2 separate regions of the Homo sapiens genome follow, and region 1 is linked to region 2. The links are chromatin loops, found by intact Hi-C in ENCODE. Cell type or tissue: psoas muscle. All regions are shown on one strand. Links, peaks and the distances in the headings refer to the core of each region. The heading gives the core; the rest is flanking DNA.

Region 1 (15,613 bases), core at 4,230-12,229, 54 kb after region 2:
CATCATATAAATATTTCTAGTTGTATGTTATGAAAAATCTTCTCAACGCCTAATCTGGTATCAGACAACTGGACTAGTACTTCTCAAATGGTGGTATTAATATTAATAATTCAGTTTCCTTTAATTCAGCAATTATTGAGCTATATGGCAGGCACAGTGCTCGGCACTGGGGATTCCAACATGAATAAGAAATGCCTCGAACTTTAGAAAGCAACAGATGTGAACAAATATAGATAGTATAATGTACTGGGTAGAGTAGTGGGGTGACCTCTCTCTATACTGCTGGTGCCCCAAGTGGTTAGCCCAGGTGATGAAGCTCCTAGCCAGGGGTTAGGGAATGGTTGTTTTTTATTTATGCTATCTATTTCACTGAAGATTTCTCCCCTCATATCTTGTATCATTTTTTTTATTTTCTTAAATTGGACTTGACTTTTCTCTGGTGCCTCCTTGATTAGCTAAATAATCGACCTTCTGAATTCTTTTTTTGGCGATTCATGGATTTCTTCTTAATTTGGATCCATTGCTGAGGAGCTTGTGTGATTTTTTGGGGAGTGTTTAAGAACCTTGTTTTGTCTTTCTGATTTGAAAGAATTGTCTGGTTTGAAAGAATTGTCTTTCTGGTTCCTTTTCATTTGGGTAGGCTGTGTCAGAGGAAGATCTGGGGCTCAGGCTGCCCCAGATGTTCAGATTCTTTTTTTTTTTTTTTTTTTTGAGACCGAGTCTTGCTCTGTTGCCCAGATTGGAGTGCAGTGGCACGATTTCGGCTCACTGCAACCTTTGCCTCCCAGGTTCAAGCAATCCTCCTGCCTCAGGCCCCCTAGTAGCTAGGATTACAGGATTACAGACACGCCCCACCATGCCCAGCTAATTTTTGTATTCTTAGTAGAGACAGGGTTTTGCCATGTTGGCCAAGGCTGGTCTCGAACTCCTGACCTCAGGTGATCTACCTGCCTCGGCCTCCCAAAGTGCTGGGATTACAGGCATGAGCCACTGTACATGGCCTGTTCAGAATCTTTTGTCCCACAAGGTGTTCCCTTGACGTAATACTCTCCCCTTTTCCTAGGCCTATCCTGGACTGTGGGCATCACAGTTGTGGGAAAATTAGAACTGACCTAAACGTCCAAAGTGAGCACTTGGTTGAGTGACTTGGTGTTCACTGTAGTGCTTAACAACAAAGTGGTAGGTTTATTTCATGGAACAATCCTCAGGATACATTTTTGAACAAAAAAAGCAGATACGAAAGAGTACAATCCTATTTTTTGCATTAAAATAATAAAAGTGGGATTACCCTTATTCGGTCCCAGCACCACTATTTACTAGCTGTGTGATCTTGTACAAGTTCCTTCACTTTGACTTATCTCAGCTTCTCAAGCCATAACATTAGGATGATGAAGAGTCACTGCTTCATAGAACTATCGTGAGGTCAAATTAAATCATCCACATGAAGCATTGAACCTAATTCTTGGCATGAATGAGGCGCACAGTAAGTGATAGCTTTTATCATGACATGTACAGGGAAAAGTGTCTGGGTCAGTGCACCTCAGCATAGTCATAACAGCTCTCTAAGTAACTGGACTAGAAATTATTTTAGTTTTCTTTTTGCATGGCTGTATTTTCTAAATTGCCACAGTGAGCATAAATGACTTGTGTAAAAAGAAGAAAGAAAATGAGTCTTGATTGTTGTCCTGCTCCTAGCTGTGCTTGGCATATAAATATTTTTGCAGAGTAAATGTTTTTAGAGTACATGCAAAGTAAATATTTTTAAAGTAATTGATTGGATATTCATATGGCCAGGTCATACAATTTAAGAGGCTTCATTCACATCAAAATACAGTTCTTGGCTGGGTGCGGTGGCTCACGCCTGTAATCCCAGCACTTTGGGAGGCCAAGGCAGGCAGATCACCTAAGGGAAGTAGTTTGAGACCAGCCCAGCCAACATAGTGAAACCTCATCTCTACTTGGAAAAAAAAAAAAAAAAAACTGCCGGGCCTGGTGGCGGCACCTGTAATCCAGCTACTCAGGAGGCTGAGGCAGGAGAATCACTTGAACCCAGGAGGTGGAGATTGCAGTGAGCCGAGATTGCACCACTGTGCTCCAGCCTGTACAACAGAGCAAGACTCCATCTCAACAAACAAATAAACAAAAAAAACAAAACAAAACCAGTTCTTTAGTTTGCTAAGGATTACCACACTTAAAGTTTAAAAAAAGTTTTAAAAATAAATGATTTCCTATATTCTTTCAGTATTGTTTCATGAATCACTTATAAAAAACTGGAATCTTCAAGTTTAGAAGCTGTTTTCTATTAAAGATTACATTTTTACTTTAATTGATATCAGTTGCATTAGTGGGGACTCTGACATACAAATTGGAGGCATTCAAATGAAACCAGTTTAAGCAATAAGAACAGAAAGATTTATTTGGGTTCTTATAAATAAGAATCCCTAGATATTTGGTCTTTTGAGGGGAACAGATGATTTAATCATGCTTCTCTAATTCTATACAATAAATGAGATGGCTGCTGGTGGCCCCTATGTTACAATCTGAGGAAAAAAAGAAATATTTTTAATAGCTGTAGTAAAAATCCCAGGGAAGTCTCTGATTGGTCAATGGGTCATGTGGCCACCTTTGGGTGAAGGTTGGGGGTAACGAACTGAATATATTAATATGAAATAGGATGAGGGATGGAGCTCAAAGAAAATATTGCTGATCAGACCACAAAACAAATGGTCACTATGCATGAACAACCAGGCACCCCGTTTCCAGGAGAAGGTTCTTCATAAGGGTCTTTGACTTCACTGGAAAAGCAAAGCTACGTAAAATGCAAGAAATTATGATTTTATTGACAGAATTGAACATCATGCAGATTCCAGTCTTTCTGGATTACGGGGAGGAAAAAGGTAGAAGATAAGTATTGAAATAATGCCTCGTGATTAGCCATTGAATATATGTGTCATACAGCAAATCTAAGTTTTAGTTTTTGATCTGCCATTTATAGACATCTCCAGGCCCCAGTTAACTCTTTGGTAAAATTAGAGAGCTGGCTTTGATGATCCATAACATCTGTTTGCTTGAAGATGCTACGATTCCAGACATCAGTACACAAAGACAAATTCTGTCTGAATTTCAAAGTAACTCTCATTTTCGCAGGCCTATAATGTTCTAAATGATACCAACCTTCAAGGAGTAATTTCACAGAATGAATTCTTAGGAAGTAAAGAACATTATGTAACTCAGAAATAGTAGCTATAATTATTGATTATGCACTGTGCTGAATAATCACCCCTTACCTTTGCATAGTTTATTTCATTTGGCCTTCACAACAATTCTGAGAGGTAGTATAATAGGTAAAATAATGATCCCCTGGAATGATGTCCATATCTTATTCCCTAGCACTTGTGGATATGTTAGGTTATATGGCAAAGAGGAATTAAGCTTACAGATGGAATGAGTGTTGTTAATCATCTGGCCTTGAGAAGGGGAGATTATCCTGGATGGTCCCAAGGTAATCACAAGGGTTCTTGTAAGTGAAAGAGGGAGGGAGGAGAGTCAGAGGCAGAGAAGGAGATGTGATGACAGAAGCAGAGGTTGGAGCAATGCAATCGTTGCTGAATTTCAAGATGAGAGGGGCCCATGGGCCAAGGAATACAGGTGGCCTCTGGTAGCAAGAACATGGATTCTCCTCCAGAAGGAACACGGACCTGCAGACATATTGATTTTGGACCAGTGAGACTAATTTCATCTGACCTCCAGAACTGTAAAATAATAAATTTGCCTTGTTTTAAGCCATTAAGTTCGTGGTAATTTGTTGTAGTGGCAATAGGAAATGAATAGAGGTAGATATTAAAAACTCAAGTTACTGGCCAGGTGCGGTGGCTCACGCCTGTAATCCCAGCACTTTGGGAAGCCGAGGTGGGCAGATCACCTGAGGTTGGAAGTTTGAGACCAGCCTGACCAACATGGAGAAACCCCCTCGCTATTAAAAATACAAAATTAGCCGGGCATGGTGGCGCATGCCTGTAATCCCAGCTACCTGGGAGGCTGAGGCAGGAGAATCACTTGAACCTGGGAGGCAGAGGTTGTGGTGAGCCGAGATTGCACCACTGCACTCCAGCCTGGGTGACAGAGTGAGTGACTTTGTCTCAAAAAAAAAAAAAAAAAAAAAGAATTTGAGCTTGAGTGTGCTTGAATTTAAAGGCCATGCTCTTAACCACAGCACTGTAATTTTTTTCCTACAACATCCAGAGTGTGAGTGCTGCATTTTTTGAGTGCCGACTATATGATACAATGTTGGGCCCTGCAGGTCACAAAGAAGTACACAAACATAATCCCCAGCCTCAGGGAATTTATGATCCCATAGTGGGTTAACAATGAAACAGTATTACTTCCCTTTTATTGGAACTACTGAGGCCCAGGCCCTTCACATATATAATCTTAGGACTATTACCCTTATCATGAAAAGGAAGACTCTGTTATGGGCTGAATTATGTCCCTCCAATCTCAAATTCATATGTCGAAGTCCTAATTCCCAGTACTCCAGAATGTGTCTGTATTTGGAGATACAACCTTTAAAGAATTAATTAAGGTAAGATGAGGTTTTATGTGTGGGTCTAATCCAAGATGACTAGTGTCTTTATAAAAAGAGGAGATTAGGATACAGACACACACAGAGGGAAGCCCTAGCTGAGGACAGAGGCCTCAGAGGAAACCCACCCTGCTGATACTTTGATCTTAGATTTCTAGCCTCCAGGCTCCAAGAAAATACATGTTTGTTGTTTAAACCACCTAGTCTGTGGTATTTAGTTATGGCAGCCCTAGGAAATGAATATACTATCCATAAGTAAATGGACTTACTGTTAGCCAAGTTACACGATCAGAACTAGAAGAGTTGTTTACTCTGGGTTTCAGTGGCTAATTCTAAAGCAGGGCTAAGGAATTCAGGAGTGACTTCTCTACTCTAGTCGATTCATTTCCAGCCATTTCAGTGTGTGCAAGGCCTTGGGTCTCAGCACTCTAGGAGTCCAATGTGACCTCTCTCTGTTGCTTGAATCTTTCCTTTTCTTCTCTTCATATCCCATGCTCCCCTCAGTCTATTCAATTTCTTTTTTTTTTGAGATGGAGTCTTGCTCTGTTGCCCAGGCTGGAGTGCAGTGGTGCGATCTCGGCTCACTGCAACCTCCGATTCCAGGGTTCAAGGGATTCTCGTGTCTTAGCCTCCCAAATAGCTGGGATTACAGGCGCACACCACTGAGTCTGGCTAATTTTTGTATTTTTAGTAGAGATGGGGTTTCGCCATGTTGGCCACGCTAGTCTCGAACTCAGGTGATCCGCCTGCCTCGGCCTCCCAAAGTGCTGGGATTATAGCCGTGAGCTACTGCACCTAGCCAGTCTATTCAATTTCGTTACCCCCCTCCTTTCATATAGGGTCTAGCCTTTTCTTTCATTTAATCTCTAGAGTGGCTTCTCTGTCTAGTTCTACTAGATGGGGCCTGAATCTTTTTTTTTTTTTTAATTTTAAGTTACTTTTTTTTTTCTTTTTTTTTGAGATGGAGTCTCACTCTGTCACTCAGGCTGGAGTACTGTGGTGTGATTACAGATCACTGTAACCTCAACCTCCCAGGCTCAAGTGATCCTCCCACCTAAGCCTCCCAAGTAGCCGGGACTAAAGGGTACGCCACCATGCCCAGCTAATTTTTGAATTTTTTTGTAGAGACAGGACAGGGTTTTGCCATGTTGCCCAGGCTGGTCTCGAACTCCTGGGCTCAAGCAATCCACCTGCCCTGGCCTCCTAAAGTGCTGGGATTACAGGCATGAGTCACTGTTCCCAACCTGGGGCTTGAATCTTAAAGGCAATTTGGGGAGGGGATAATAATTCTGTACTGTAGTCTAGTTTTAGAGTGAATTAACAGCCAGGCAGAGTGGCTCACACCTGTAATCCCAGCATTTTGGGATGCCAAAGTGGGAGGATCACTTAAGGCCAGGAGTTTGAGACCAACCTGAGCAACAGAGCGAGACACCTAACTCTATGTAAAAAAAAAAAAAAAAAGAAACTCTTTTATTTTTTAAAAAACAGAGTAAATTATCTAGGAAGGAATCAGTCAGACTTTCACAGCAAAGATTTGCCTTCTGTTGATAAATCTCCTATACCTCCCATCTCCTTCTTTTCCAGAGTCTCTGTCCCCTTATTTAAATATATTTGCTAAGGTGTGTATCATTCAGGAGAAGCTAGGTTTTGCTACAGTAACAACTTCCAATTTCATTGGCTTAACACATCCAAGTTCATTTCTTATTCACACTATATATATAATGCTGGCTTCAGAGGCCTCTATTTATTATAGTCCCTGGGGAATCCAAGTTGATAGAGTTTTCATCTACACACCCTTGATGGCTTAGATAGGAAAAGAGGGCATGGAAAGACACACACCACTTCCACTCACATTTTATTGGCCAAAGCAAGCCAAATACTTGCACCTTACTTCAAAGGAGACAGGGAAGTGTAATGCTACTGATTGGCTGTGTCCCCACCCAAATCTCATCTTGAGTTGCAGTTTCCATAATCCCTATGTGTCATGGGAGGCACCCGGCAGGAGGTAATTGAATCATGGAGGCAGTTACCCTCATGCTGTTCTCATTATAGTAAGTGAGTTCTTATAAGATCTAATGGTTTCATAAGTGGCTTTTCCCCTTTGATCAGCACTTCTCCTTGCTGCTGTCATGTGAAGAAGGGCATGTTTGCTTCCCCTTCTGCCATAATTGTAAGTTTCCTGAGGCCTCCCAAGCCATGCTGAACTGTGAGCCAATTAAACCGCTTTCCTTTGTAAATTACCCAGTCTCTTTATTAGCAGTGTGAGAACAGAACAGACTAATACACCTCCCGTGTGCCCAAAAAGAGAGAATGCAAATATTTGCAAACCTTCCTGATAACCCCTATGAGGGTGCCTTTGACTGCAAGTAACAAAACATCTGTCTGGAAGTGGCTAAAACAATGAGGATATTTATTATCTTATATTGGACATTTGCCAGCTTGGTTCATTCACTGGCCTAATGATATCATCAATCACCCAGGTTCCTTCTGTTTTCTGCCCTCCCAGTCTCAATTTGTTGCCCTAACCTCATAGGATGGCTCTCTTCATGGTCTGAAGTGGCTGCCTTCTTTCATGTGTCATGTAGAGACTGTTAGGGTAGATAGCTAGGCAGACATGAGCAGGGCAGGAGAGGCCCCTGCCCCAGGAATGTAAGGCAACCATCAGGTGTTCATCAGGTGATTGTTAAACCATCTCTAAAATAATAATTGGTCAGAGCTGGTGCCAGGGAAAAGTAGTCTCTCAATAGACAGAAAACACCTGAAGCTGATGATCAGCAGCTTCCTGATAAGATCTCAGGAGTTGGGCAAGTGGGCTCAAGCATGCACACTGAGAAGCAAAATGGCAAAGTTTAACTGGTATATGACCTTCATCTAGAAACACTTGACTGGTAAGGGAAAAATACCTCAAATGAGCATGTGCATAACTTCAGTAAACAGACTGTGCATGCAGCCCCTCCCAAGTTCTGGCAGGTCCCTGAGCATGTGGACAGCCCACCCTAAGGAAAAATCAAGGGAGAAGAAATGCAAACCCCAGAGCCATGCCAATGTATAAAACTCCAAGTCAAGGGTCAGAAGAGCAGGTACTTGGATCTCTCAAGTTGCCCATTTGGTCCTCTTCCAAGTGTACTTTACTTTCTTTTGTTCCTGGTCTAGTACTTTTTAATAAACGTTCATTCCTGCTTTAAAACTTGCCTCAGTCTCTTCCTCTGCCTTATGCCCCTTGGTCGAATTCTTTCCTCCGAGGAGGCAAGAATCAAGTTGCTGCAGACCCATATGAATTCACTACTGCTAACAAGATGACAACATCCAGGGATAGAAAGGGAAACATATCTATATTGTTCTCTTTTCTTCCTTTCATTCTTTTTTTTTGAGACAGGATCTGGTTCTGTAGCCCAGGCTGGAGTGCAGTGGTGCAATCTCGGCTCACTGCAGCCTTGACCTCCCAGGCTCAAGTGATCCTCCTGCCTCAGCCTCCTGAGTAGCTGGGACTACAGGCTCGCACCACCACCCCCAGCCATTTTTTTTTTTTTTTTTTTTTTTTGTAGAGACAGAGTCTCCCTATGTTGTTCAGGCTGGTCTCAAACTCCTGGGCTCAAGCAATCCACCTGCCTTGGCCTCCCAAAGTGCTGGGATTACAGGCATGAGCCACCATGCTCAGCCCCTTGTTTTCTTTTTTTAAAACAGTGAAAACCTTTCCAGAGGCTTCCCAACCAATTTTCTTGTCTCATTGGCCAGAATTGTATCACGTGCCCTTGTTTAAACTACCCACTTAACAGCATTAAGACCTGCGGACTGGCTTAAATGAGAAAAGATTCATTTCCTAGAACTGCCTAGGAGGGTAACCCTACAAAATAAAGGACATGGTCACTGAAAGGAGAGTAAACCAGACTGGAATTCTCTTTTTAATACAGTAGGCATGTGGAATTGCAGTTGGCTAGGAAACTAGCAGTATCTGCTATCCCTGGTGAGTGTGGGGAGACAAGAGGGAAAGCCGTTCTGCCACACGTCTGAGCTCACCGAATCATCATATAAACTTATGAAGTAGGTCCTTGTCCTGTTTCACAGATAAAAAATGAGGCATAAGACACACAGAGATCTATCTGACTCCAAAGTCCTGCTTGCTGCTCTTGGCCTGTCTGTGCCGCAACTACAATTACAGAATGGAACGTCAGAATCAATTTTTAAAAATCCTTTGGGGAAGGCAAAGGAGGAGGTGAATCCCCAGTTTCAGTTAATCAAGGATTAGCCCCGGTATAAATAGAATTTCCATGATCATATTGGCTGATCACTGAATTCCCTTACTGACGTCAGCCAAAGATCCCTTTATAACAAGGGACAGTGCCCACTTTGTGGGAGGAAAAAAGAGCAGGTGTGTTAATCTGCAACTTTATCCAGGACTAAATTTACCTTTAAAAGGAATGCAGGCAAGTTGTCTCTGAAGCAACTCTGTATTATTCCAGGGTCGAGGCAAAAATCCTCTGTGATTCTCTCCCCACCAATTTTCTTATTAGCCTCATCTCCATAAGAAAAATTTGCATCAATTTAAAATTCAACCCCTCCCGGCTGGGTGCGGTGGCTCATACTTGTAATCCCAGCACTTTGGGAGGCCGAGTCAGGTGGATCACTTGAGATCAGGAGTTCGAGACCAGCCTGGACAACATGGTGAAATCCTGTCTCTACTAAAAATACAAAAAATTAGCCAGGTGTGGTGGTGCACACCTGTAATCCCAGCTACCGGAGAGGCTGAGGCAGGAGAATTGCTTGAACCCAGGAGGTTGAGGTTGCAGTGAGCCAAGGTGGCGCCACTGCACTCCAGGCTTGGCAACAAAGTGAGACTCTGTCTCAAAAATAAATAAATAAAATTCAACCCCTTCCTCAGCCTTTGCTGATAGATGCACTGGCAAATGTCAGAGCCCACATCTAAGGATGCAGTTGGTGGGGTGGGGTGAGGAAATGTGGCAAGCATCTCTCAGGAGGCTCCGGGGCGGAAGAGGAAGTGCCCACCAATGGCTGAGCTGACCTCCAAGTTGAATCCCTCAGTCTGCATAGAGTGACTTGCTGCCCAATGCCAGACTGGGCACTTGATTTCAGACCTCTGGCCAGGTCATAAAGAAGCCCAGGTTGGCGCCACAGCTCATGCCGATAATTCCAGCACTTCGGGAGGCTGAGGTGGGAGGATTGCTCGAGCCTAGGAGTTTGAGACCAGCCTGGATAACACAATGAAACCCCATCTCTATTTCATAACAAACAAAGAAGACAAAACACCAAAAGCAAAGAAGCCCTGACGCGGGTCCTGCCCATACCTACTAGGTGGCTTTACCGTTTCTCAAGGCCCTCCTAAGTACCAGGCACTGGGTTAAGCACATTACTTACATCATCACACATAGTTCTTACTCCCACCCTCAGAGGTAGGTGATTTTCCCACGGATCAGTAAACCAAAGCTCATGACAGCAATGTGTCCAAAGCCGTAAGGAGACGGCAGAGTTGGGATTTTATCTGAGGTCTGGTTGCAAGCATAAAGCTCGTAACTACTGTGCCCTACTTCCTCTGCTCACCTAAAGAACTCAACTATATTTTCAGGTCCCCATGAAACATCTACCAGGTGGATGTGATATGACTCTCTCATAACAATTCAGAGAAATTAAAAAGATTTGCCCCAAGTGACACAGGTGGTAAATGGTGGAGCCGGGATTTGAACCTGAATCTGAGTAGCCTCACACCCAGAGCTGCCTCTGTCCATGAATAGCCTCCCCCATGAATTGCCTCGCTTAGTTTATGCTGCTGATCCCAGTATTCCCCGTGCCTGTGTGGCCTTCCACGTGGAGAGCCAGCTTCTTTATAACAGAGAATTAACACGTTTAAAAAGTCAGGACAGGGGAAGATTATGTTTGATATTATAAGCTGGTTTTCAGATATAGATGTATATGAATTATTTTTCCCTCTCTCTGAAATAGCTTTGGGTTTTCTAAAGTAGTCTTCTGCTATTAAAAATGCCCCATCCATTTTCCCAAGGTCTCTTCAGGTCGGTATATTTAAAAAAAGAAAGACTTCAACTTGTCACTCAGCTCTCATTTTGTATGAATCATAGCAGGACTCAATGTGGGGAAACAGCCTTGTTCTAAGAACCAGTAATAGAAGCTGGGGTTTGTCACCTTCACGGCTGCATTTCAAATCCCACTTGGGTGTTTGTTTGGGGCCCATGTGATGGTACATCCTTGACCCAGGGAGAACCGAGCAATTGGGCTGTGGCCACCTCAGTAGACAGGTGCCCAAGTCACAGAGGCAGCTGCCTCTGTGATCAAACCCTGGACAGAGGCCAAAGAGAAAGAGTTGTTAGAGGAATGGCTCTTTCTCCCTTCTTAGATGGTATTTCTTAGTCAGGGGTAATAAAATAATGACAACAATAATAACAGCAGCAGCTAACAGTCATTAAACACTGCTGTAATTATTCTCAATAGTGTTGTTGCTATTGTCACTACATTAATTAACTAATTCAACCATCAAAATACCCTATTAGTAGCAATTATTGTTGTAACAAAATGTGGTGCTTAGAGATCAGACAAAGGTCTCTAAGCAGAGAGACCTAAGTTTGACTCTTACTGTTACCTCTTGCTGATCCTGTCGGTCTGGGAAGTTACTCAAGTTAGGCCTCAGTTTTTCTCATCTGTAAAATGGAGACAATAAAATTATCTGTTCCATAGAGTTGTTGGGAGTAGGATTAGGTAGAATCGTGTATATAGTTCTTGGCTCAGAGTGACGGCTCAATGACTGGAAGTTGATATGTGGCCTAATGGTTAGGATAAAAAAAAAATTGGAAGTGATCATTAGTTATTGCAAGTAAAGTGCTGGCAAACTCAAATAGGCCCTACTGCCATTTCTGTACCTTCAAGAACAGCTAGCTTTCTAGAGCCAACCATTCTCTCTCTAAGCACCTAAAAGAATCTGAACTTCCCATGAATGATGATGTGGAAGGAAAAAGAATGAAATAATCTCTAGAAACAAACTATGGTTTCTTGCCCATGAACCAGAAAACGGTACTCAGCTATCTTATTTGGTAGATTTTAGCTCAGCAGGGTTTTGCGTGGTGGTGGTGGTGGTGTTGGTGAGGGTGAGGTGGTCTGGAACACAGGAGGTAGGGAGGAATCTTGTTTTTTGGCTTCCATTTCTGCCTTGGATTTAGTACCAAATGTATTTTCTCACCAGCAAGATCAAACAGATGGAAAAAAATAGTCAGACCTGTGCCCGACATGGCTCATGACATCCTGCTGGATGGCACGGAGGAGGAGAAAATAAATCAAAGTAGTTGCTACCACAGCCATTCGCATCTTAGAGGAGAGGACAACATAAATCTTTTCTGTGAGCTAGGCCCTGAAATAGGGTGAGAAATTGCTGCAAAATGAATATTCAGTCAGGAATGTTGGTGGCCTGGTTTTCTTAAGAGTGGAGCTTGTTTATGGATCTGATTATCTTTTAGGACAAACCCAGTAAACCCTGCTGTGAAGTTGTGGGCTCCTTCTCCCTTCCCATCCATGTTCCTTTCTATTAACACTCACTGAGGGCTAACCCTGTGCCAGGCACAGAGCTACACCCCTGAGGATATGGGGTCATGGATTTGACATAGTGCCTGCCCTCAAGAATGTACAGACTAGGGGAAGAGATGGACACTGAACAAATTATTACCCCAACAACCACAGTGAGAGATGCCAAGAAGGAGGCACCTCCAACAGAGCAGTATAAGAGTGAGTGAAGGCCACCCCGCCTAGTCTGGGGGTTCATGGACAACTTCTCCGAGGAAATGATATTTGAGCCAAGACCTGAAGGGTGAGCAGAAATTAGCCAGGCAAAGAATGTGTGGTGGGGACGTGGGTGGGGAAGCTTAGCATTTTTGAGAAATAAGGAAATGGCCAGTGTGGCTGAAGCTCTGAACGCAAAGGGGAGAGTGATGTGGTGTGGGGCTGCAGAGGTGGCCAGGAGCCAAGGCTGGCCTAATTTCCTCTCACTTTGTGTGTCTCCTCTTTAATTCTTTTTTTTTTTTTTTTTTGAGACAGAGTCTCACTCTATTGCCCAGCTGGAGTGCAGTGGCTCAATCTCAGCTCACTGCAACCTCCTCCTTGGTTCAAGCAACTCTGCCCGTGTAGCTGGAATTACAGGCGTGTGCCACGACGCCCAGCTGATTTTTGTATTTTTAGTAGAGACGGGGTTTCATCAAGTTGGTCAGGCTGGTCTCGAACTCCTGACCTCAAGTAATCCACCCACCTCAGCCTCCCAAAGTGCTGGGATTACAGGTGTGAGCCATGGCACCCATCCTGCTTCTCTTTAATTCTTATTTGTCCAATTCTTAGAGGGGAGGAAGCAGGCCTGCCCTACCTGTCATGGGGCCGCAGGTTTTCATGTCAATGGAGTGCTCCCATGGGAGTGCTCCTGAGCCCTCCTCCCAGGGATTTCTGGTGCCCGGGAGCACTCTGTCTCCTTTGGTCTCTTCTAACCATTGCTGGGGCTGCGTGGCTTTCTCCCAGGGGCTCAGCTGCACTCCCACGTGCTGATCCCAGTGCTTCCTTGCTCAGAGATTTCAGAAGCCTTGGTTCAGTTACTCTGGTGATCTGACTTCCTCTTCTTGCAACTAGCACTGCCTGTGATCTTGTGTCCCAGTAAAAAAACCAAGTCCCCTCTTCCTACCTCAGCTCCAGTAACAGGCTCCCCCTCTTGTTTTCGTTCATAGTAGTGAGAACGGCTACTTGCCATAGGTCCCTTCTTCATCAGTTCATTCAACTAAAGTTGATTGTGTGACTTGGTGTCAAGTACTTACGGGTACAAAGGTGAGCAAAGCTGGAGAGGACCCTGCCCCTGAGCGGCTTACAGGTCACCCATGCTAAGCACTTTCCCTGTGATCTCACTAAAATTTCGCAACAACTGTACTCAATATGGGCTGTTATTTGTGCCCATTTTATAGATGAGGAAGCTGAGTCAAAGAGAGGTTAAACAACGGGCCTGGCTGGGCACAGTGGCTTATGCCCATAATCCCAGCACTTTGGAAGGCCAAGGTGGGCAGATCACTTGAGGTCAGGAGTTTGAGACCAGCCTGGCCAACATGGTGAAACCCTGTCTCTACTAAAAATAGAAAAAAAAATTAGTCAGGCGTGGTGGTGGGCGCCTATAATCCCAGCTACTCAGGAGGCTGAGGCAGGAGAATCTAGTGAACCTGGAAGGTGGAGGCTACAGTGAGCTGAGATTGCACCACTGCAATCCAGCCTGGGTGACAGAGAAAGACTTTGCCTCAAAAAAAGTACAATGGGCCCAACCAAGGTCACACTTCTCGTCAGTGGTGGAGCTAGAATTTGAACCTCTCTGATCCCATCTGATCCCATAGCCCAAGTTCTTTATAAAATTTTAAAATATGTTTTATTTTATTTTTTATAGAGACAGGGTCTTGCCATGTTGCTCAGGCTAGTCTCAAACTCCTGGGCTCAAGCAATCCTCCCACCTTGGCCTTTCAAAGTGCTGGAACTATAGGGCATGAGCCACCATGCCTTGTCCCAAAACTTAAGTTCTTAACGAGTGCTCACTGTCTCCTCCACCCATCTCTTTGTCTGTGAATTTCTGGAAGTATCCTGAGACTGTGATTCTTCTATAACTGGGGCCTTGTCTTGGGAGTGGAACCCTGCTCTATACCCCTTCCTCTTCTGTGGCTACAGCTCACCTTCCTGTTCTTACATACCCTGTTGTGTCCTGCAGGGCCTCTCCGTCCCACTCATCTCTTTGCCTAGTTTCTTCCTTTTACAACCTATTTCCTTAGCACTGTGTGCTCTTTGGAGCTGGAGTTTCACCGGGTGCCTGAGGCTCAGCCTATAGCTCAAAGGGGCAGTTGTTTTTTTCTTTCCTGGAGGTATCTGCAAGTCTTCACAGTCCACTCCACTCGCCTGCTGCTAACCCTTTGATTCCAAGCTGAGTGATAGGGTATGTGGTAGGGATTGTGGTAACCCAAGGAACTATTGAAAGACCTGAAGTTCTCCTACAACTTATGACTTCAAGGAAGTGTTTCTCAAAGAGGGTGGTACCATCCTTAGGGGATGTTTACTTGTGAGGGTACTTTTGGTTGTCACAGGATTGTAGGGGTGTGGCGGTGGAGATGGGGAAGTCTGATGTCCTATTTGCTTTGAGGGCCAGTGAGAAACTGGCTTATGGGGCAAAAACGGACTTGTATCCCCCAAGATTTGTAATGTCCTACCAGACATTGTGCAAGTAAAAAACATTTTTCATTCTCTGAACCTAGATCCTAACTCTTTTTTTTTTCATATAAACACAAACACCAAACTTCCCAGGAATGCTGCTACTGTGGAAATAGAAGGAAGGCCCTCGGACTTCACCATGACTTGTTTGCCATTTTGGAAAATGATGTCATTGACAGCAGCACCACCCTTGGAATCTGAGCCGATAGTGCCATGCAATTGTACCAGTCGTCACTTACAGCTATTTCATTCATGGAGACTTTAGGTATGCCTAACTGACCATTATTTTGAAATAGCAGATTTAAAGTAAAAGGGTCAGCAGTATTTTTTGAATATTGTCTCACTACTCTGAAATTCAGATGCACTTATTTAAAGTAGATGGCAAACATCTGACTACTTCACCATCTTCCTGTACGGTCAGAGTCATGCTTGAAGATTTTCATACTGAAATACATGTTGTTGTACTATAAGTTATTTTCATTTATTTCTCCTTCATATGACAGCCAGGACTTTATATTTATTTTTAGATATTATGTGTATCAGTAGATTTTACTATCTATCAGGTTCAATTCAGGGTAGCAAAGGCAATGCTACAAAAACATTTCTCTTAAGAAATTGGCTGGGTGCAGTGGCTCATGCCTATAATGCCAACAGTTTGGGAGGCAGAGACGGGTGGATCACTGAAGGTCAGGAGTTCGAGACCAGCCTAGCCAACATGGTGAAACTCCGTCTCTACTAAAAATATAAAAATTAGCTGGGCGTGGTGGCGCATGCCTATATTCCCAGCTGAGGCAGGAGAATTGC
Region 2 (15,613 bases), core at 2,433-10,432:
TGTCTTACCACTGTAATCGTTTGTTTGAACAAGAGTTTTATTGCTGAAAAGACATCACAAACAAGTTTTGAAGGCCACCAATGACAGCCCCTTCCTCAAGCACTGCCTTCACCTCACTGGCCTCTTTCCCTAGGATCCAGAGGGAGGCTGAGGCCATTCAAAGCCACCCCAACACACACCCCACCCAGCACCACCCCCTGTTTATCCCCAGCCATCTGTTTGGCCCGACAACCACAGCAGAACATGAGCCGGGTGAAGCCTCTCCCATTGGCCATGGAAGCCACTGACATGCTCGTCTCGCGGCTGGGCCATCCAGTCTTGTGATGTGGCTGGATTTGGGCCCAGAAGGTTTCTTCCACTATAGATGGGGCCCTCCCTTCCCTGGGGATTCTCAGCAAAGATGTGGAGGTGGGACATGAGGGTGTCACAAGGCTGCTGGGTAGGGGTGCCAGCCTCAGGCTGGGACCAAAGGAAGTAGGGCAACCAGCCTCTGCTCACCCTAAGTCCTGGCCCTGTTCTCCCACGCCCACACCCACCTTTGAGGAGGCAAAAGGGAATAAACTTGTGCTTATTTGTTGGAAGAGCAAATATGTTTTTTTGAAACCGAATTATGGATGGGGATGTGGGGGTGGGAACTAGGCAAGGGTCTCAGGGGAATCCAAGCAGGAGAAGAAGGAGGGAAAAACCACTCTCTTCTCAGATGGAAAAAAAAAAAACAAAACAAAACAACTGTTTCTTAAAGTTTTAAATAAAATATCTAATATTTTATATCTCTTTTACTGTGGAGAATTTAAAACATATTCAAAAGTAGAAACAACAATAGATGTTTCTCCAAAGAAGATATACAAATGGCCAACAAGTGCATAAAAATATGTTCAATGTCATTAGTCATCAGGGAAATGCAAATCAAAACCACAGTGAGATACCACTTCACACCCTCTAGGATGGGTATGATATTAATAATAATAACAACAAAACAATGGAAAATAACAAAGGTTGTCGAGGATGTGGAGAAGTCTGAAGCTTTTGTATATTGCCAGTGGGAATGTGAAATGATGAAACTACCATAGAAAAAAGTTCGGCATTTCCTCAAAAAGTTAAATATAGAATTACCATATTACCCAATGCCATTTCTAAGAGTTATATACCCAAAAGAATTGAAAACAGGAACGCAAACAAATATATGGACACATGTGTTCATAGCACTGTTCACAAGAGTCAAAAGGTGGAAACAACCTAAATGTCAATCAACAGATAAATGGATAAACAAATTGTGGTGTATACATACAATGAGGTATTATAGAGCCGCAAAAAATTAATAAAGTACTGGTATATGCTACAACACGGATGAATCTCAAAAACATTATGCTAAGTGAAAGAAGGCTGGCAAAAAGTCACGTTACACGGTTCCACTCATATGAAATATACAGAATAAATAAATCCATAGAGACACAATACAGACTGATGGTTGCCAAGGGATGAGGGAGGGAGACAATGGGAATAAAACGGGTACAGGGATTTCACTTTGGAGTGATAGAAATATTTTGGAACTAGGCATGGGGGGTTGCATAGCATTGTGAATGTAATACATGGCATAGACTTATTCACTTTAAAATGGTTAATTATATGTAGATTTCACCTCAATAAATTTTCTTTTAAGTAGATAGAATAGCATAATGAACCCTCCACTTATCAGTCTCCCAGCTTCATTAGTCATTAATTCATGCCCAAGTCAGTTTCATCTGTAATATATACCCATCCACTTCCCCTGCTCATGTATTATTTTGAAGCAAATCCAGATATCATATAATTTCATTTGTAAATATTTCTAAAATATTTAGTATATATCTCTAAAAGATAAGTGTTATAAAATTACTATAATATTATCATACCTAAAAATATTTAACAGTATAAAAAGGCAATTTTTTAGACTAGTTCTCTAAATAAGAATATAGATTGTTTTCAAAATTAAAAAATATAAAAAGTGATCAGAGGCCGGGTGCGGTGGCTCATGCCTGTGATCCCAGCACTTTGGGAGGCCAAGGAGGACAGATCACAAGGTCAGGAGTTTGAGACCAGCCTGGCCAATATGGTGAAACCCAGTCTCTACTAAAAATACAACAATTAGCCAGGCATGGTGGTGGGCGCCTGTAGTCCCAGCTACTCGGGAGGCTGAGGCAGGAGAATCAGTTGAACCCGAGAGGAGGAGGTTGCAGTGAGCCGAGATCGCGCCATTACACTCCAGCCTGGGTGAGAGCAAGACTCCGTCTCAAAAAAGAAAAAAAAAAAAAAGTGATCTGAAAAAAGAAATTGTTCCCTGTCCCTATCCATCATCCTGGTCTCTATGCCTTCACCAAACTCACCCACAAGCAGGCAAGTAGGCACTATTTTAACTACTTTAGAGTTTATTGGCCAGGCATGTTGGTTCATACCTGTATTCTCAGCACTTTGGAAGGCCAAGGTGGGAGGATCACTTGAGCCCAAGAGTTCAAGACCAGTCTGGGCAACATGGCAAGATCCCATCTCCACAAACGATTAAAAACTTACGAGGGTGTGGTGGTGCATGCCTGTAACCCCAGCTACTCAGGAGGCTGAGGTGGGAGGATAGTTTGAGCCTAGGTTGCAGTGAGCCATGATCGTTGCTACTGCACTCCAGCCTGGGTGACAGAGTGAGATCCTGTCTCAAAAAATAATAATAATGTTTTTTAAAATAGAGTTTATTTAGGCATGTGCATATAAATATGGATGTGGGCTGTCATTTGTCCCCTTTTTCCACACAAAAATAGCATGCTGTTCACACTCTTCTGCACTTAGTATGTCTTGAGGAGCTGTCCACGTGAATACATAGAAAGGCTTTTAATTCTTTTTCACAACTGTGCGTATCTCATTGTATAGATGTCCTATAATTTACTTGACTAGTTCCCTATTATGAACATCTGGATTATTTTTTATCTTTTGCTATCACCAGCAGGGTTGCAATGAGTAATTTTATACACAGGTCATTTTGCAAGCGTATAACAGTATTTATGGGGTAAACTCCCACATGGAATTGCTGGGTCAATGTCATGAGCATCTGTCATTCTGATGGGTATCATTCCGTGGGACACAGGTCATACTCCTTTAGAACCCAACGTTGTTGCCTGTCTTGGAGGCATTTGCAAGAGATGTCGGAAAGCTTAGAATATGTATATCTTGAGACCAAATGATTCCACTTCTAGGAGTTATCCTAAATACGATTTTTAAAATTAATTAATTTTTAAATAAAAAATAGAGACAGGGTTTTGCTATGTTGACCAGGCTGGTCTCCAGCTCCTGACCTCAAGCAATCCTCTTGTCTTGGCCTCCCAAAGTGCTGGGATTATAGGCCCGAGCCACCATGCACAGCCAAGAAGTTATTAAACAGGTTTTCAAAGACTAAGCTACAAGATTGGACGTCCTGTGCCATTCATAGGTAAAACAAACAAGGAGGAAAGAAGGGAGGGACAGAGGGAAGGAGAGAATAAGGAAATCAGAAAGATGGCTGAGAAGGAGACTGGTTGAGTAACTTACAGTATGTGCAAGTGCTGGAATGCTAAATAGTCATGAAAAATTATGTTAGGAAAGTAAATTGATTATTGTTTATTTGTTGTAAAGGGAGGAAAAGTAGGCCACAAAATAGTATGTTCAGACTTATCCCATTTTTGAAAAAGAATAATATGTGTGCTTCTAAATGTTCTCTCTGCCTCACTTTGAACAACTGTAAAATGAGGACAATAGTAATTGGCCTACTGAGTTGTGAGGATTAAATGAGTTTCAATGTCTAAGATGCTTAGAACAGTGTCTAGCACAGAGAAAGCTCCATGTCAGGGTTAGCTAAAATTAGTGTTATTGTTATTATTTTTTAGTAATTGTATTATAGTTACAGAGGAAAAAGGTCTGGCAGGCAATACAATAAAATTTTAACCACCTTAGCAGGATTTAGAATTATTGGTTATTGTTCCTTTAAGAATTTTTGCTTTTCTATATTTTCTTTTTTTTTTATTTTACAATGAACATGGTATTTCTGTAATATAGATCATGAAGTGCAACAGAATAAGTGGAGTGGGGGACAAGAATGGAGTTCAAGGTTGTCATGGACATCTGTATCCAGCAGTCCCAGGGGATGATGTGGAAAGGAGAGGCAGGATGCTTTTTTGGTTTTGCCAGCTCAGCCCTGGGCAGGGCCAGCCCTACACCCTGGGAAGAAGGCAACTCCCTTCAAAGGGTGAGTGGAAGATCTAGAGAAAGCTCTCCCTACCCACATGCACATAGGAGCTTTTAACAAGGACCTTAACAATTAGAGAGATGACAAAAGTTTCAAAACAGGTGCAAAGACACTCAATAGGCTGTGAGGGTCCTGGGATGGGGGCTCTAACTCATTCACTGCAGCGCTCCCAGTGCCTAGCTTGAAACAAAGCTGAAATTCAGTCAGTGTTTCCTGAATGAACAAGTGAATCTAGACTCTGCTGTGTGACCTTGGGAAAGTTCTTTCACCTTCCTGAATCTGTTTCCTTATCCATCAAATGGGGATATTAGTGATCTTGTAGAGATTGCCGTGAGGATGAAAAGAAATCCTTATGTAGAATATACAGCATCTAGCTACAGTCAGGTATGTGGTAGGTGCTCAAGCATTTGCTGATTAAATGAATGAAAGGAGCCTGGGCAACATAGCAAAAACTCTGTCTCTACAAATAAAAATTAAAACATTAGCCAGTCATGGTGATACGGACCTGTAGTCCCAGCTACTCAGGAGGCTAAGGTGGGAGGATCTTAGCCTGCAGTGAGCCATGACCACGCCACTGTACTCCAGCCAAGGTGACAGAGTGAGGCCCCATCTCAAAATAAAACTTTAATTTAATTTAAAAATAAAAGAAAATAAAAAAATAAATGAAAAGAAAGAATGACATTTATAGGAACATATTCACTCTAAAGTGTAAGTAACTGACATAACATTATTTCCTGAAAGATGCTTTGTAGAGGGAAAAGCTGAAAGAGATCTCATACACACACACACACACACACACATATATATACACACACACATATATATATGTCTGTGTGTATGAGATCTCTCTGATATATATATATATATCAGACTGTGTGCTAAGTACTGTACTAGGCACTATGCATACATTATCTGGTGCAATCTCCATTTTTACATTTACAGAAATTGAGACTCAGTGAGATTAAGTGACTCACCCAAGGTCACACAGCAAGCAGATGGCACAGACAGGATTTAACTCAACATATGACTCAAAAGTCCTTGCTGAAAGAGCCCAGGATGTCAAAATGGACAGAGGCATGAGGAGGGAAGAGGGTCAGAGATAAGCTTCCCACTCTGTGCACACTGCTGAATTACCCATTAGGTAGACCTAGTGTGTGCTGAAAACACTGGGAAAGCAGCCCCAGCTTCCTTCCATCTCCCCAAAATTGGAAAATAATTTCTTTTTGATATTTCAAAGAAAAACATGGAGATCATCTTATGATTAAAATCAAGGGCTTATTGGGGTTTCTCTAAATTTATTTTAAGCTTTGTGTTTTCAGTTTGCACTTCGTATGGGGAGGAAGGATCAAAATGCTCATGTCTCAGGACCTTAGGGCTTAATTGCCCTGGGGCTTAGAGCCTCTCTAGACCTTATCCAGCAAGGTGACGCTAGCTCTCCAGAGTCTGAGTGGGAGGCAGCATGGACACCCACCTGGCCCCTGCTTCCCCTGGGGCTCACGTGGCTGTGTGAGGGGTGTTTCTTAGGGCAGTGGCCTCAGCTCCCCTGACCCGTGGCTTCTCACAGTCTGCCTTTCAGACAAGGCGCTCACTGTCCCAGCATGTTCCAAGCCACCGGCTCAAGTCCCAGCCAGCCCAGGCCTGTTGCAATGAGTCAGCCTTTCACTGGGGAAAAACGTGGTGACTGGCCTCCAAGTCATTTTTTCCAGCTTGGCCCTTGTCCTGGGCTGGGTTTGGGGAGACCTTCATTTTTCCCTTTGGGATTCGGCTGCCTACGAGGTATTCCCAAGGGTCCCTAGGAAGCAAGGGGGCTGGAATTCCTTTGGGGCAGGTTGAGTTGCTGCAGTTCAGCCAAATGAGGGTCCCTCAAGGTGCCCACCTGGTCTCGCTCCACCTCCCCCTGCTCATATAAGCAAAAGTAGAGGCCACAGAGGGTAAGTTCTTATGGCCCTTACGGTTGTGCCCAGTCATGGGGAGGAGGATAAGAAGAGGAGTTATAAAATAAAGTCCACCTTTGGCATCTTTCACAGGCCATGCTAGCGCAGCAACCTCAGGTACCTGGAGCTTGAGGCACACTTGGCCTCTTATCAACTAGTGGTGCCTTCCTGAAAGATGATGCTCCCTTGGGCCCCTTGAATTTTAAAGCAAGCACCATTACCTTCGGTGAACCTTCCTGCCCCCAGCTCTATGCCAGGGTTCCGGTTTCAGAGCTATTCGCCTTACCATCCCTTCTGACTCACCTCTGGCTTCCCAGGGCTTCGTGAGGCCTCCCCTGCATGGCCAGGCTGATGTGGATTCTCCCTAGTGTGACTGGGTGGGAGGGAGGAAGAGGCAATGACCATTAGTCAAAGGGTGGTGAGGGTGCGTGAGGGCAGGGCTTTGGCCCTCACGGATCCCGCAGTAAATTCACTCTCTCCGGAGGAAACATTGACCTCACTGCTGCTGAAGCCCTTACTTAGAACTTCCTATTCATTTTTGCAATTAGCAAAGATTAACCTCTCAATAATTCATTCATTCAGGGCACAGATAGTTATTGGTACCTTTACATGCCAGGTACTGGGCTTTGGGGCTACAATAGTGCACAGAAGAGTCATGCTCCTGTTTCCTGAAGCCGATAGTCTGAGAGGGACACAGATAGCAACCTGATAATTACACAGATAGATACCAACAATCCAGTATCAATATGCAAGAAGAGCACAGAAGAGCAGACAACAGTGCCTGGAGTGGTCTGGGGTGTTCAGGGAAGGTTTGCCTGAAATAGACGGGTAAGTGGGAGTTGTCTGGTTGAGATGGGGGTCCTGACCCCAAGTACCTAGATAGTGACCTTATTTGGAAATAGGGTTTTTTACAGAGATAATCAAGTTAACATGAGGTCATTAGGGTAGGCCCTAATCTTGACTGGTATTCTTATCAAAAGGGGAAATTTGGACACAGAGACAGACATGCGCACAGGAAGAATGTCACGTGAAGATGAAAGCAGACATCAGGGGGATGCTGGCTGCTTACAAGCCATGGAATGCCGAAGATAGTGAGCCGACACCAGGAGCTAGGAGAGAAGCCTAGAACTGACGCTCCCTCACGGCCTCCAAGGAACCAAATCTGCTGACACCTTGATTTTGAATTTTTAGCTTCCAGAACTTGAGATCACACATTTCTGTTGTTTAACCCACCCCAGCTGTGGTCTTTTGTCAAGGTAGCCGTAGCAGACAAACTCAGTTTTCCAGCAGAGGAAACTGCACATGCAAAAGCCCTGGAAGTGAGGGCAGGGGAGGCGGGTTTGAGAAAAGAGGCCACCCTGGCTGAAATGCAGAGTCAAAAATTCCTTCATCCAGACTGACAGGGAAGCAGATCAGTGTGGGCACCTCAGGCGACTATTAAAATAGCAATAAAAATAACTACCTCGAAGGTGTGTAGAGTGTACCAGATAAGCCTGGGGAGGCAGGAAGTGACTAGAGCTATGCAGGGGCTTCCCTGTAGGGGTAGAAGTGGAGCCTTTAACCTTAAGACAGAGGAGAAGCTAGCAGGGTACGCAGGCGACCTAGAGCCTCGTTTGAGGTGTGTGACTTTGGGAAAATGGCCGTCTGTCTCTGTGCCTTAGTTCTTCGATCTCTTCCCTTATCTGGGACATTCTGTGACCATATGACTAGCAGTGTGCTCTGTGTTGCTGTCTCCTGTGTGGTGAGCCGGTGCGAAGGAAGAGAAAAGAATGAAAATAGCATTGGACACAGTTGTGGATCTTATGGAACTTATAGTCTAGTTGGGGAAATGACATTCATTCGGGCCAGTGCACAATGGAAGTGCTAAGTGTGTGAAGTGGACAATGTCAGACATTCTGAAGGGCTAAAGTGGTGGCTTCCCTCATGGGGGGTCTCGAAGTCTAGTGGGACCCCAGATACAATTTCTCGTTGTTTTTTTTTTTTTTTTTTTTTTGAGACAGAGTCTCACTCTGTCCCCCAGGCTGGAGGGCGGTGGCGCGATCTCGGCTCACTGCAAGCTCCGCCTCCCGGGTTCACGCCATTCTCCTGCCTCAGCCTCCCGAGTAGCTGGGACTACAGGCGCCCGCCACCACGCCAGGCTAATTTTTTTTTTTTTTTTTTAAGTAGAGACGGGGTTTCACAGTGTTAGCCAGGCTGGTCTCGATCTCCTGAACTCGTGATCCGCCTGCCCCGGCCTCCCAAAGTGCTGGGATTACAGGCTTGAGCCACTGCGCCCGGCCCCAGATACAATTTCGATGCTGTACATCTCCACCCGCCCCACCACTCCATAATTAATAGGTCTGGGGATGGGTGGGGGTTAACACGTGACCTAAGCTGGGCCAATCAGAATCTTTCCCTGGATTTTTTGGTCAGGAGCTAAGGAAGAAAATGCAGTTTCTCTCTTGGTGGCTATGTTTGCTGCTACATAGAGGGGGCTGACTTGAGGGAATGGAGCTGACAGGCTGCCCAGAGAAGACAAGAGGGAAGGAGAGAGAGAGAGAGAGGGAGGGAGGGAGGGAAGGAAGGTGGGAGGGGAGAGGGAGAGAGAGAGAGAGAGAGTGCGAGCGAGCCCCTTGGCTGCCCTGGCCCTGCTGCATCTCCGCGTTTCCCCTGGGCTTACTGGAGATACCCTACCCGCACATTCTTCACCCTGCATTTATCAGTTTCCCCTAGGCTAGTTGGAGAGGAGTTTCTGTCACCTAGAGTCCTAGGAGTTCTGATTCACACAGGGATCCCCCGTGTCAACCTCAGCCACTGTTTGTGAGTGAGGTGATGAGACCCTGCTCTTGGCCCTAGTGTGTGCTATTGTGTCAGGGACCAAGGAGCTGTCCCTGCCCTCTTAGGAAACCCTTCATGGAGCCGAAGGCCATCTTCACTCTTTATAGTACCGGAGGCGCCTGAGTCTTCACCATGCCTCTGTGAGCCTGGCGGCATTTGTTTCACTTTGCAAACCCTGCAAGTCAGGAATTAAATCTCCCCCACCCTAGTCTTACAGTTGAGGAAACTGAGGCTCAGAGGAGGAGAAATGCCTTTGTATCTAAGTGGCAGAGCCTTTTTTGGGTGTCACAGTCCTTAAGATGGTACACGTGAAACAGCAGCCCAAGCCCTGATCAGGGGAAAAAGTAATCATCCTTCATTCATGAATTCATCAGTGAACATTTCCCTACAAAAAAAGAAGAGAAATTATCAAAGGTTTGTGCAGAGCCTGAAGTGTGAATTCAGGAAGGCAAACACAACCTTTTATCTCTATAAGCCCAGAAATCACTATACACACAATGTCAGGCATAAGTTAGGTGCTTAAGATATGTTTGCTGAAAAAGAATAAGAACAATATCTTAGTTACTGAGTGGTCACTATGTGCCAGGCACTATTTTAAGTGATTCGTGGGTATTCACTGAGGTAACCCTCACCCAGCCTTGTAAGGTTGGCACTATTATGCCTGACTGATTGATTGATTGAGACAGGGTCTCACTCTGTCACCCAGGCTGGAGTGCAGTGGCATGATCATAGCTCACTGCAGCCTCAAATTCCTGGGCTCAAGCAATCCTCTCACCTCAGCCTCCCGAGTGGCTGGAACTGCCTGGCTAATTTTTTATTTTCTATTTTTTGTAGAGACAGGATTCAGTATGTTACCAGGACTGGTCTCAAACTCCTGGGCTCAAGTGATCATCTCATCTCGCCCTCCCAAAGTGCTGGGATTATAGGCATGAGCCACTGCCTCCAGCCTGTCATGCCCATTTTAGAGATGAGAGGGCTACAGCTGAGTAACTTCTCTGAGCTCACACAGCTAGTAAATGTCAGAGGGACCTCCAGCCTTCTGGCCTCAAGTGCGTTCCTGACCTTAGACTGTATTGCCTATCTTCAAATGATTGAATGAATGAATGAAAGCACATCTGCTAGCTACAGGACTACACATACACATATATTTCAGGAGAGCTTTCACCGGAGAGAGCTACAGGGTTGTGAAGCCTGGAGAAATTTAAGCTCCAGAAAATTCTCCAAGGAAGTAGGATGCCGTGAGCCTTAAATCTGTGTGGGACTTTTGAATGTGAAAAAAGATATGCACATTTAGTTCTGGAATATCCATATACTCAAATCAACATAATAATTGCTTTCGTGAACTGAGAGCTTTCTCTGTGCTCCACACCCTGCCTACTTATCTTTGAATCTTCCTGCCCTCTCTGTGTTAGGGTGTCAAAGGCCTGTCTAATCACTCTCCTAAACTGCTCTCCCCTCATCCCCTGCAGTCCACAGGAAGGTCAGCCTCGTGGGGTGTTCTTTGCAAAGCCACAGAATCTTCCCTTGATAATGACCAAGTTTCCAAGGCAAAAATTGACACGTGCTTATGGCATCCACAGGCCCAAAGAGTTGAGGCCAGAGGGACCAAAAGTCTGGGATCTGAGTTGGCCAAGATCCAGGCTTGGAACAGAGCCAAGGATGCAGGTGGACAGGCCTCGGGGCAGATGACAAAGCTAGGAGAATGCTCTTTACCTGCTTTTGCTGGAGGGCTAGATTTTACTATCTCCACTGAAGATCTTGAGAGCACCCATTTCACCCTGGGGCAGGGACGGGCTGCATGTTAGCTTTGAGGCCAGGCCAACCACAAGACAAGAAAAGACACATCCCAACTTGAAAGGGCTGCCGAAGACCAGGGCAGCTGAGCAGAGCTTCATGCCCCCCCAGTGAATCTGGCTGCATCAAGTTCAGGCAGGTGCAGGGTAGGATGGAGCACTGCCTGCAGGCTCAAGGGGGATCTTAGTTGCCAATGGGAGATTTGATTGGTATTTATTTTCCATACATCTTCATCTTTTAGGAGAACAAATTCTGGGATCTTTTGGGGAGTCCTAGGGATAAAAGTCCTTAAGGGAGAAAAATGCCCCATAAAAATGCATCCTCACTCCTAGACGTATTATTTTTTATATAAAAATTTCTTTCTTTATTAAAAAGAGATGAGGTCTCACTATATTGGCCAGGGTGATCTCAAATTCCTGGGCTCAAGCAATCCTCCTGCCTCAGCCTTCCAAAGTGTTGGGATCACAGGTGTGAGCTGCTGCACCCTGCCCCTAGACACATTAGAACTTTAATAAGTTTGGAGCATTTTATTTGCTGCTGGAATTATGCTAAGCACTTTATATACATGACCTTGTTTAATCCTCAGGATACCCTAGTATAGAGATGATGACTCTCCTTATTATATGCCCCAGGGAAACAGAGGCTCAGAGACCTTCTCAAGGTCACACAGCTAGTAAGTGTCAGAGCCAGGAGTCCAACCCAGGCCTGACTTCAAGTTCCTTGCCCTTAACCACAGTACTATGTTAGGTCCTTTTTAGACACACATGTTCACAAAAACCTAGATGTTTTGCTTGCATCTGTTTATCCAGCAAACATGTATTAAGTACCTACTATGTGACAGGCCCTGTTTTAGAAGCTGGGGATATAGGAAGGCATAAATAAAACAGACAAAAACCCCTGCCTTCAGTGAAATCAAAATAACATTAAAAGGCAAAGATTATTGTCTCCCATTTTATAGCTGAAGCAACTGAGGTAGGTATTCCTTTTCGTCAGCTTACCCCTCAGATTCATTTATTCATGTGTTTTGTTGTTATCGTTGCTCAGCAAATATTCCTTGATAACTTACTAGGGCTCAGGTACTGTTTTAGGTGCTGAGGTCCCAGTGGGGACCCAAATAGATGCAGTCCCTGCCCTCGTGGAATTCGCAGTCTCTTCAGATTGTGCCTGTGTGTCTTCCTAACCTGTAGCTGCTGCTCAGGGCACATGAACAAGCAGTACTGACTTGTGTCCCCAGGAAGCTGATGCTTTTCCTCAGACAGGCCCAAAGCAGAAGGGGCAAGTGCAGCGGTGTGCCAAACAACAAAGTCAGCACAAGTATTTGGAATCATAGGTGCCCTCTGCTCTCTCCATATGGTGATCCCTGCCCCAAGATGTGTTAGAACACACTCTAGGGTAAATGTCAGTAGGCTCTGTGGGGCGTGGTGCTTCACACCTGTAATCCCAGTACTTTGGGAGGCTGAGGTGGGAGGATCAAGTGAGCCCAGGATGTCAAGGCTGCAGTGAGCCATGATCATGCCACTGCACATGCAGCTTGGGTGACAAAGTGAGACCCCCTATCTCTAAAAAGGTCAGTGCCTCTGGGTGTTAATTAGCTGTGTGGCTTTGAGCCAGTGAAGCTCTCCAAGCTTCACTTTCCTCAGCCATAAAATGGAAATTGAAGCACTTTTCTTGCTTGACTATTTCCAAGAATGAGATGAATTCAAATGAAATAATGGCTATGTGAATATTTAATTTCCTAATCCGTAGATATTATTTCGGTGTCTTCCAGGTCCAGGTCTTCATTTCCTGTTACCTATTACCACAGTGCCTCAAAACGGCTGTTATAAACTCATTCACAAAAAGGTATAAGTAACAGATGATATTTCAAGTCTTGCCTCTCCCAGGCCTAAAGACTTTCTTATAAGAAAAAAAAACCTGTGGAAGGGAACTTTGGATTCTGGCCAAATAGAGTAACAGGTACCAGATTTACCCTCCCATCTGAAACAATTAAAAAGAACCTTAACTGTGTCCTAGACAAAGTTCAATGGCTTTTAGAAGAGTACAAACATATCCAATGCTCAGCAAGATAAAGTTCCCAATGTCTACCATGTAATCAAAAGAATTCCCAGTGGAAGTGCCTTGGACTGGAATATGAGCTCCCTGAGGCAAGAGATTTTTATCTGTTTCATTCTCTGCTATATCTTCAGTTCCTAGAAGAGTGTCTGACACATAGTAGGCACGCAATAACGATTCGTTGACTAATGAATGAATGAATAGGGGTGTCAGACATCAGTGAGGATAATGGGAGGTGCTATTCTGTCCAAGGGTCTCTCCCAGAGCCCCAGAAATCACCTGGCACTTAAGGCCTGCCTGACTGATAAATTCCCCAAGTCAGCCCAAGCATGGAGGATGAGACCCTCTAAAGAGTGACAGCCTTTAGGGGAGGGAGACATCTACAAGCCCTGTCACGAGCCCTGTCATCACCTCGGGAGGAAAAGGAAAGCTTGTTACTCATTGATAACAATCGCTGTGAACGACTCCTCCACACGGCACCCCTCCCCACCCCCTACCTTCCAGCCCTGGCCTGTTTACTGGAAGACGCGACCCTGTTTTCTACATCCTGAGCGATGACAGATTTCATCACTGGCTTAAGGCAAGACAGAGAAGCTGGGTGTCAGGCCCTGGTGATAAGTCATGTCAGATTTTGGGTGGTTGTGGTAGTGGTGGTGGGGGCAACTGTAGCCGTTACCACACAGGTTTATGCCTCAGTCTGCTCATTCATTTGTTAATCCTTTTATCGCGTACATATTAATTCGGGTCAGGCCTTGTGCGTGGGGGCTCCAGACACAAGACAAAAATGACAAAAATGAAAATGACGGGGATTAAAACGAATTGCAAAAGCCACCATTTTCTGAATGATTCCTTCAGAAGGCAACATGCTGGTGTGGCTAGGAACGTAGTTCTGAGCAAGACACCTGGGTTCCCAGTCTCCGCTCTGCTTCTTCACAGCAGTGTGACTCTGGGCAAGGTACCTAACCTCTCTGAGCCTCCATGTTCTCATCTCTAAAATGGGGCAGTTGTGATTAAATGAGTTAACCCATTTAAAGCATGTAGAACGCTATTTGCTATTTCTTTGCTTGAAGTCGTATTAAATACTTTACAGCCTCAGTCAGAAGAGGGGAATTGTATCATGGTTAAGAGCTCTGAGTTGGAACTTGGACACCCACTTACTGCGTGACTTTGAGCAGGTAACTTACCTTCTCTGAACCTTAGTTTCCTCATCTGGGAAGTAATGCAAAGTAAATTCCACAAGCGTAGGGAATTCTCTTTTGTTCACTCCTGTCTCTACAGTGCCTTAAACAGCACCTGGCCAAGAGTAGATGCTAATGCAGTAATCAGGACCAGTTATGTAATTTGTGGGACCCAGCGCAAATGAAAATGCAGGGCCCTTGTTTTAAAAATTAAGAATTTCGGGCTAGGCACGGTGGCTTACGCCTGTAATCCCAGCACTTTGGGAGGCCGAGGCGGGTGGATCACAAGGTCAGGAGTTTGAGACTAGCCTGGCCAACATGGTGAAACCCCGTCTCTACTAAAAATACAAAAATTAGCCGGGCATGGTGGCATGCACCTGTAGTCCCAGCTACTTGGGAGGCTAGGGCAGGAGAATCGCTTGAACCCGGGAGATGGAGGTTGCAGGAGCCAAGATAGTGCCACTTCATTCCAGCCTGGGCAACAGAGTGAGACTCCGTCTCAAAAAAAAAAAAAAAAAAAAAAGAAAATTATTAAGAATTTCGGCCGGGCTCAGTGGCTCACACCTGTAATCCCAGGACTTTGGGAGGCTGAGGCAGGTGGATTACCTGAGGTTGGGAGTTTGAGACCAGCCTGCCAACATGGAAAAAACCCATTTCTACTAAAAATACAAAATTAGCTGGGCATGGTGGCGCATGCCTGTAATCTCGGCTACTCGGGAGGCTGAGGTAGGAGAATCGCTTTGAACCCAGGAGGTGGAGGTTGTGGTGAGTTGAGATCATGCCATTGCACTCCAGCCTGGGCAACAAGAGCAAAACTCTATCTCAAAAAAAAAAAAAAAAAAGAATTTCAAGAGAGCAATGATGGAGAATTAAACCAAACGTGGGGCCCTTCTAAGTGTGGGGTGGCCCTCTGTGACTGCATAGGCCACATGCCCATGAAGCTGGCTCTGATCACAATACTCCCCCACATTGTTGTTATGAGGAGAAAGTGAGTTAAAGTGTGTAGGGCAAGTGGCACATACCTGGCCCAGAGTAGACTCTCAATGCTAACTGATATTATTCTTATCATATTTAATGTTCACTGACAGCCCTGTGAGAGCACATAGGTATTATCCCACCTCACAGGTGAAGGACTAAATGACTTGCTCAGGCTGGGCACAGTGACTCACGCCTGTAATCTCAGCACTTTGGGAGGCCGAGGTGGGAGGATTGCTTGACCCCAGGAGTTCGAGAGCAGCCTGGGCAACATAGCAAGACCCCATCTCTACCAAACCAAACCAAACAAAATAAAACCCAGTTTGCTCACTGCCCTACTGTTTATGGGAGGTACAGGCAGGATTTGAACCCAGGTCAGCTGACGTGTGAGAGAAGGGTGGGTGGAGGAAGGGAGAAGGCCCAGAAGCCTCGCAGGTAGCTGGTAGGGAGGTGTTTGGGGTTTGGACAGCTGCTCCCTCCTTTAGGGCTGACTGTCCCATCAGGAGGGGGTTGTTTCTGTTGCTCAGTGGGGAATCTGCAGGCCTCGACAGGCTCTGAGCTGGGAAACAGGAGTGGCCCTGCCTGTCCTATGACACACTGTGAGTGGAGGGGGCTGTGGC

Evidence for each region. Hi-C counts contacts between places; a loop is a spot of excess contacts. Peaks named below come from ENCODE experiments on the same cell type or tissue, not always from the same donor. Only the 100,000 strongest peaks of a DNase experiment are listed, where the experiment ranks them.
Region 1: it touches region 2 in a loop (6-fold over the local background); 14 of 110 quality-filtered maps call a loop at or near these places.

What each region holds. Positions count from the first base shown.
Region 1 is chr3:5,041,224-5,056,836 of GRCh38, forward strand. No RefSeq gene overlaps it. Among named protein-coding and RNA genes, the nearest start is that of BHLHE40-AS1, 69 kb to the left of the region's middle. RefSeq lists an enhancer at 14,164-14,223. In psoas muscle, for the core only: no CTCF peak of the experiment used is centred there; a DNase peak (open chromatin) is centred at 10,818; H3K27ac peaks cover 2,529 bases.
Region 2 is chr3:4,989,259-5,004,871 of GRCh38, forward strand. No RefSeq gene overlaps it. Among named protein-coding and RNA genes, the nearest start is that of BHLHE40-AS1, 17 kb to the left of the region's middle. RefSeq lists enhancers at 1-343, 5,313-6,009, 5,773-6,972, 13,022-13,523. In psoas muscle, for the core only: no CTCF peak of the experiment used is centred there; DNase peaks (open chromatin) are centred at 5,853 and 6,503; H3K27ac peaks cover 5,059 bases.